3 separate regions of the Homo sapiens genome follow, and all the other regions are linked to region 1. The links are chromatin loops, found by intact Hi-C in ENCODE. Cell type or tissue: Caco-2. All regions are shown on one strand.

Region 1 (2,500 bases):
TTTTGAATTTCAGCTCCTCCATCACTTGTGTAACCACTTCCTTGCATTATTTCCCCTCTGTTGTAAACAATGAAAGTAGTCTCTGTTGTCCTTAGATCCTGACTGACACACTGATTAAGCTGCTGGACCTAGAGGACCAAGTAGAGCAGCCTGCCGTCCTGAGCTGGGAAAGCCGAATGGCGGCTCAGCTCTGCGTCTCAGGACCACCTGTTGGCCCCAAACCTCTGTCTGGCCAGACAAGAAATGCTTTGGAAAAACAATGTGCTTTCCTGTTTTTGAGATTCCCAGTCATGGAACGGGTAAAAATGAACCCAGCTGGTATCCTAATTCCATGGTCTCAGAGCAAGAAAAATTAACCATCAGCCATTAGCTCTAGCAGTGCTTCGTAAACTGCTGTGAGGAGTACTAGATGCATGGAATGCTGATATGTATTTTGTGGAAAAGGTCTGAAAAATGCTGGGTTAAACAAAGTGATCCAGATTTCTCTACAGCTGGGCTTCAGTAGTGTACATTGTTAATGTATTTAAAAAGTTACAGTAGATGTAAAGTGTAACAATTCCAAATTCTATGGGATCAGAAAATATATCAATATCTTTGGGTCTAATAGTTCAAGGAACAGGGTTCTGGAAATGCTGGCTTATGACATTAGTGCTGAATCCTGTAGAGGCCAACACAGTCTCTTATGGCCTGGAAACTGACCACTCCTCTGCTTCGTCCTCAGCCACGCTCCTTCTGTCCCTGCTCCAGCCACAGGGGCACTCACAGTACCCGACCGTGCCACATGCTGTCAAGGCCGCTTGCCTCTGCATGTGCTACTTCCTGCCCCCTGCTCCTGGGGAGCTCCTATTCCTCCGGTAAGGCCTTATTCCAGACACATCCGTCCCTGGGAAGCTTCCCCGCAGCACCCAATCTGCAGTGATTAGCCCTGTGCTGAAATGTCTCCCAGCTTGCACATTCTACTATAGCAGTTCCCACCCCTTACTGCAACTCTCTGCTTCCTTTCCTTCTCTGCCTCTCACTGTCTTTAACAGTGACCAGGTCTTATTTGTCAGTGTGTGTGCAAGTCAGTGCCCTGGTCAGGTCTGCGGTGGGGACCACTATTGTAAGATTTCAAATGCTTGTTCCATGTTGTGCTAACAAGGCTTGACTATAATAGACTTCAAATTCACTATAAATCAAAATTCCATTGTTAATACAATCCCTAATAAATAAACCTTATATGAATGTGGCTTTTATCATGATTGTCAATAATTTGCTTTTGTAAAATCCTAACATCAACTGAAAAACAACCAACAAGAAATATGGATTAACACTGCTGTGAGAAAGCTAGCCACTAGGTGTCAGCCCAGGAAAAGAGGAGGAAGGGCTACACTTCCCAGCGTTTTAAGTTTTCATCCAATTATCACTACAAATATCAAATATTTAAACAACAAAATATTAGCCAATTAAAATTATCTATTAAAGGAATGTTTTAAAAAAGATATATAAAATTTTGACATTACCCCTTGCAAAATAGTTTATAAAGGTTGTTAGTTTAACCTGTATTTGTCAAGAAACACTTGTATAGATTAGAGAAATTGACTCCTAAGAGGGAACCAACTCAGTTTTCTTCTGAAATGCCCTCAAATCACATGTAATATGAACCACATGGTAATCACCATTGTGGAGTGCAGTCAGAGAAAAGAGCATGGTCACCAGAACCAGGCAGATGGAGGGGCCAATCCTGTCTCTGCCACTTCTTAAAAAGTGACAATCTTTCCTAGCCTCAGTTTCTCATCAGTAAAATGGGGCTGTGCATGCTCTCCACAGGGGGGCTGTAAAAAGGGGAATATATATAAAGAGCCTAGCATATAACAAATGCTGTTCTTTTCTTTTCCTTAAGACTTCAGGTCTTAATGATTTATTTAACGAAGCTGTTTTATAGCTTCCAAACAACTAAGGACATTATAAATAAGAACTATGTGCCAGGCGTGGTGGCTCACGCCTGTAATCCCAGCACTTTGGGAAGCCAAGGTGGGCGGATCACCAGGTCAGGAGATCAAGACCATCCTGGCTAACACGGTGAAACCCCGTCTCTACTAAAAACACAAAAAATTAGCCGGTCGTGGTGGCGGGCGCCTGTAGTCCTAGCTACTTGGGAGGCTGAGGCAGGAGAATGGCGTGAACCCGGGAGGTGGAGCTTGCAGTGAGCTGAGATCGCGCCACTGTACTCCAGCCTGGGCGACAGAGCAAGACTCCGTCTCAAAAAGAAAAAAAAAAAGAACTATGACAACTTCATTCATTCACATCCTACTGAGCACCTTCTATGTATCAGGTTCTGTGCCAAGGATACATGAGTAAACATGACATTCCACTGTCTTCTGGAGAAGGCTTCAATTTTCTTGTGGAAGGGTAGCCTAAGCCTGAATGTCATGTAGTCATATATTTCAGAGAATGCAACCGCACCCCACAGAAAATCAGTGAAGATATATATCCAAGAACTGAGGGTGGGGATGAAATC
Region 2 (2,500 bases), 130 kb after region 1:
CTCAGGTTATCTGCCTGCCTCGGCCTCCCAAACTGCTGGGATTATAGGCGTGAGCCACCTGGCCACGGCTCTTAGAATGGTTTTTCTAAAATGCAAATCTCCATCGCACATTGTACTTAATTGCTGCAATGATGTCCGTCACTCCAGGATCCAGTCCACATTTGTTAGGATGGACTTCTGGGGCTCTTCACTGCCAGGCCCTTGCCCACTTTTCTGGTTGTCCTCTGTCTACTTCCTCATAGATATGCTCCCCTCACTCCTCTCACTCCGGAACGTCCTGGTATCTTTGAGCCTGCCTGGGCTTACATACACTGGGCCCTTTTCTCCCAGACCTCTGTGGGTCTAGTCTAGCTGATTTCTACTCATCCTCCTAACTGTCCCTCACCCCCTCCCCATCCCCACTTCATGTGCCCTAATTCTCTCTTTTCTGTGCTGCCCTGGTCATGAGAATGCTGCTCTCAGAACATTCCCCACATGATGCAGTCCTCAATGGCATGTCTGTTTTCTCAACAGACCACATGCAAACAGAGAGGAAGGGGCCTATCTTTCTTCACTTTGTCTTTCCGGTGCCAAGAATGGCACCTGGCACACCGTCAGTGCTCAGCGTTTACTGAGCAAATAAAGCCAGACAAAGACTGACGGCAAGGGTGCACGCATCCTATGGAATTGTTGAAAAGTATCCACACCCCCAAGCAGTTTTGCCACTTACTTTCAACGGCTTTGTTCTCTAGAAGGAAATTTTCCAAAGCTACATCTAACAGCAAGCGAGAAGAAGGTTGTACCAAGCGCTTGCCGGCCTGGTCATGTCTGCCCTGCTGTGCTAACAGAGTCCAATACCGACAGATATGGACACGAGGTAGCGCACAGATGTGATATCCTGCCAGGGAGAGGGGAATCAGCACCCTGTACAGATTACCGGCTGCGCCACTGAGGGTAATAAATGAAGTGAGAGGCAACAAAGAGAACAGATAAAGTGCACAGTCCTCTGTCATTAACGTCTGTCTAAAGCCAGCACATGCTACTGTAAAATTTAAGTAGCTTATCAAAATATACTGATAAGCAACTTAACTTTTCACTTCTATGACAGTATTATCACTTATGTTAATATGTTTCAATCAGCCCTGGCAGCTGCATATTGACTATTACATAGCAAATGACTGCTGCCACTTTGCACAGCATTTACTTTGGCAGAGTAATGTAAACATTCAAGAGGGATTAGGGAGCAGATAAGTTTCTCCTTTCCTATTCTGTTAAATAAACCTCGGCCGAGTTAAAAGCCATTATAGTATGAACGAGAAATCCCCTCAGAAGAAAACTCTTGCACAGATTAGACGACTCAGTAAACAAATTTGACCAAGGATTACAAATTTTTTTTTTCCTGAAAGCAAAATACCACTAGTTAAATCCAGCCACTGAAAGTCAGGAGGCAGGGGGGAAAAGGCAAGAAGGGGAAGTAGAATCTTGCAAGAAAACTGTGACTTCAAGTAAACAAGAGAAAAACTGAATCATTTTAGAAATATTTGGTGAAGTGATATGGGGCAGGCTGGGTGCTCTGACAGTTTAGGACTACAGAATCCATCGAAGTAGTTTTGGATGAGTAGGTTCAACTGACCAATGTGGCTTGGGCACAGAAGCTCCAGCCTCCAAGTTGTCACCTGCTGTGAGGATGAAGGAGGTGACGTGGGAAGGAGCTCCTAGCCTACTATAGATGGCACCCTGGTTCTCACACTCAGCCTCAGCCTCAGCCTCAGCCTCACCAAGTCAATTCTTTTTGGCTATGCTAAGCAGAACCACTGGCCACAAGAAGTTTTGCAGTTACCCTGGAAATCAGCCATTTCTTTCTCCCTTTGGCCTGACCGGACACAACTGTTCCCCACATGTTGTCCCCTGTACACTCACAGATGAATATCTAGTGATGGCAGTGTTAAGGTTTTGAAACCGAAACCCAGCTGTCTTCTTCTTCAAAGGGCCCCTGTTTTCCCCTGTTGGGAGGCCAGGGTTCACAGCGGAGCTCTATCCAGCGGCGTTTCCTGTCCTGCTTCATTAGAGCCGCCACAACAGCTTGCGCGGCCTGCTAGGCTGCAGGTGAGGCTGCAGGGACCCTGCACTCCAGTCTGCGTGTGTCTGTCATCATTGAATAAACAATCCTTCCCAGTCCAAAGACAGAAACAAACACTCTAGTACACTGCACCACCTTGGACATCTAACGGGGTGCGACCATCCGTGGTCCGCCTCTGCCTGCTGCCTTTGTGTGACGGCTTGAGTCCCCACTGCGGAGTACCACAGTTGGGACTATGGTGGGCTCTGTCCAAGGCTGTGGCACAAAGGGTCCTCCTGCACTCAAGAAAGCTATGGTCCTCATCAGAAAGAGACACACCCACAACAGAGTAACAGTTTGGGTGGAAGGAGCTGGAAGTCCTTCCCAAGTGCTTTATTTAGTTTAGGCTTTCGGACTGATGTAGAAGATGATCATGGAGCATCATCATGACCCAATCAGAAG
Region 3 (2,500 bases), 470 kb after region 1:
AAACCTGCCTCCGAAGCAGACCCAGATGGGACTCTGTAACCGAAGTGCTTATTCAGTTTTTGTCTACAATCATTTTATTTCCTAAATCCCTCCCCCACCAGACACCTGGGTATTTCCCTCCAGTCCCCAGGAGACTCTAGGGTGAGCCTGAAACCTGGAGGCTGGGGGTAGCAGTTGGGATTTACCCAGCACGCTACTTTGTTGGCCCCTGGGGAGGTGGTGCAGCCAGGCGGGTAAGGAGGACTCGCGCCATCAGCGGGGTCTGAGACATGGTGTGCCCAGTGGGCAGAGAATAGGCCTGTGGTTTTTAAGAACCTCACTGATATCGAATGTGTCTTGGAGTGAGAAAGTTTTTAATGGAAAAGGAGCAAGAGAGAGTAATGAAATAATTTGCTAAGTGCCTACTATGTTCCAGGCATTTTACATCCACAGTCTCTTTCAATCAACACGTCCATGCGGAGGAGAGCTTCTTGTCGCCCATTATAAAGGTCAGAAACAGGCTAAGGGAGGATAAGTCACTGCCTAAGGTTACAGTGCATGTAAATGGCAGAGCTAGGATTCGAACCCTGGCCTTTCTGAGTTCCTAAAGCCATGCTCGCCCCCACTCTTCCAGGCTGGGGAGAGACCGGGAAGAGCGAGAAGCTACACGCTGGGCTGCAGATTGGGCCCTAGCGGGCTTGGAGCGTGGATATGCTGGCTGGCCCCCCTCCCCGGGAGTCACAGCTCTCGCCGGTCTCGCCACTCAGGCTCTGCCGGGTACCCAGGAGGCTTGCACGGCCGCCTGCAGCCCGCTGTGCAGAGCCCGGGCCGAAGGCGGAGCTCGATGGGAAACGGCCGGCCGAAGGCTCTTGCAACTCTGCCACAGGCCTGCCTTCCCGGGCCTCCCAGGCGGGTGCCTGAGGCCGCGGCTCCAGGCCGAGGGGAGACCGCAGTGAGACGAGCATCCCCTTGCTGCGCCTTCTTAGGATAGAGGGTTTAATTTTCCTTTCTGAAGATATCGCAGGAAGCTGTTCGTATCTTAAAAACTCCAAACCCCGCGCTCTCCCTCCTCCCTGCCTCCCCCCCACCCCCGCCCTCCAGCCTCGCCCACCAGCTCCCACCATCTCGACTCTCCTCTGCTCCTCTTGCCTCTCCCCTCCCTCTTGGGTCTCCCGCCTTCCCGGAGCACGCGCTGCCAGGGCCTGGGGCGCCGAGCGGCCAATGGCACGGCGGCAGGACGTGATGTCAGGCGCGGCTGTAGAAAAGGCGCGGAGGCTTGCGCTGGCGCGGACTGCAGAGCCGGGGCTGGGCTAGGCGCGCGCTTGGAGAGCATTGCGCGCGGCTGGGCCCGCGGCCGGCGGCTCCTCCTCCCACTCTGCTCCTCCTCTTTTTTCTCCTCCTCCACCTCCTCCTCCGCCTCCTCCTCCTCCTCTTCCTCCTCCTCTTCAATTCTCCCGGTGGCTCGACTCGGCTCGCAGGCTTCGGAGAAACCCCTACTCCAGTCGCCGACTCAGCGCCCAAGAGGGTCGCCTTGGGCTGGGGGCGCACCCCAGGGAGGGGAGGGGTCCAGGCAGCTGGGCCGCCGCGGACACCTAGCGGCTTCAGGGTGAACCCCGACCGCAGCCGTCGCCGCCTCGGGCAGAGTTTGCGCCCTTGCTTTGCGCCCCGGGCGCTGAAGCCGGGCGGGCGATGCCCGCGGCGTGAAAGCGCCCGCGGCGGGCGCCGACCTCTGTCCTAGTCTCCTGCTCCCCCCGCCCCGCTTGTCCCGTGCCCTTGTGACCCTGGCTTTGGCGCCGTCGCCCAGGCGCCCCGCAATGTAGCTGCCCCTGCGCCTCGGCGGGAGGCGTCCTGCCCCGCGAGCGCCCGGGGCCCGGAGCCCGGCCTGGGGGCTCAGCCGAGCTCGGGCGGGGCCGGGGCCGCGGTGGCGATGCACCGGGCCCGTTAGCGCCAGGAGCGCCAGGCAGCTGAGGCGGGGGGCAAGCCCTCCCTCGGAGGAGCCGCGCCCCCGGCCCCGCCGGTCCCGCCGCGATGCTGTTCCACAGTCTGTCGGGCCCCGAGGTGCACGGGGTCATCGACGAGATGGACCGCAGGGCCAAGAGCGAGGCTCCCGCCATCAGCTCCGCCATCGACCGCGGCGACACCGAGACGGTAGGCGCGCGGCTGTGGGGTCGGGGCTGAGAGCTGGGATGGGGCCGGGCCAGTCAGCGCCTCTGCTCCCCGAAGTTTGGGGAGCGTCCTTCGTGCCGCACGGGACTGGGTGCTGGGGATCCTCGGTCAGAATGCAAGGCCGGTGGCTCCCGGTTCGGGGGAAACCCGGCTGCTGGGACGCAGAAGGGAAACAAGGTTGAAACCGAAATCTCGGCCCTGGGGGTAGAGGAGAGCGTTTCTTCCGAACTGGAAGCGAAGTCCCATCCGCGGCCCGGGGCGGCTCCCTTCTCACCTTGCCCGGTGCCGGGGTCGACAGCCCCGCGCTCTCCTCCACCTCTCGGCTCCGGTTGCTGGCGGCGCCGCGAGCGGCGCC

What was found. Peaks named below come from ENCODE experiments on the same cell type or tissue, not always from the same donor. Only the 100,000 strongest peaks of a DNase experiment are listed, where the experiment ranks them.
Region 2: it touches region 1 in a loop (2.3-fold over the local background); 2 of 110 quality-filtered maps call a loop at or near these places.
Region 3: it touches region 1 in a loop (3-fold over the local background); 8 of 110 quality-filtered maps call a loop at or near these places.

The regions. Positions count from the first base shown.
Region 1 is chr9:123,542,855-123,545,354 of GRCh38, forward strand. All of the region lies in intron 13 of DENND1A (DENN domain containing 1A), which reads right to left. Among named protein-coding and RNA genes, the nearest start is that of MIR7150, 58 kb to the left of the region's middle. In Caco-2, a CTCF peak has its summit at 1,341 (motif pointing right); no DNase peak of the experiment used is centred here.
Region 2 is chr9:123,677,665-123,680,164 of GRCh38, forward strand. The region is part of intron 5 of DENND1A (DENN domain containing 1A); the gene reads right to left. Among named protein-coding and RNA genes, the nearest start is that of MIR7150, 190 kb to the left of the region's middle. RefSeq lists an enhancer at 1,857-1,936. In Caco-2, no CTCF peak of the experiment used is centred here; DNase peaks (open chromatin) are centred at 917 and 1,147.
Region 3 is chr9:124,010,342-124,012,841 of GRCh38, forward strand. LHX2 (LIM homeobox 2) reads left to right here and starts at 1,427. Exons shown (of 5, transcript NM_004789.4): 1 at 1,427-2,127. The coding sequence starts at 2,008. RefSeq lists a silencer at 1,351-1,400 and an enhancer at 2,339-2,500. In Caco-2, no CTCF peak of the experiment used is centred here; DNase peaks (open chromatin) are centred at 809 and 1,240; H3K4me3 peaks cover 1,350 bases.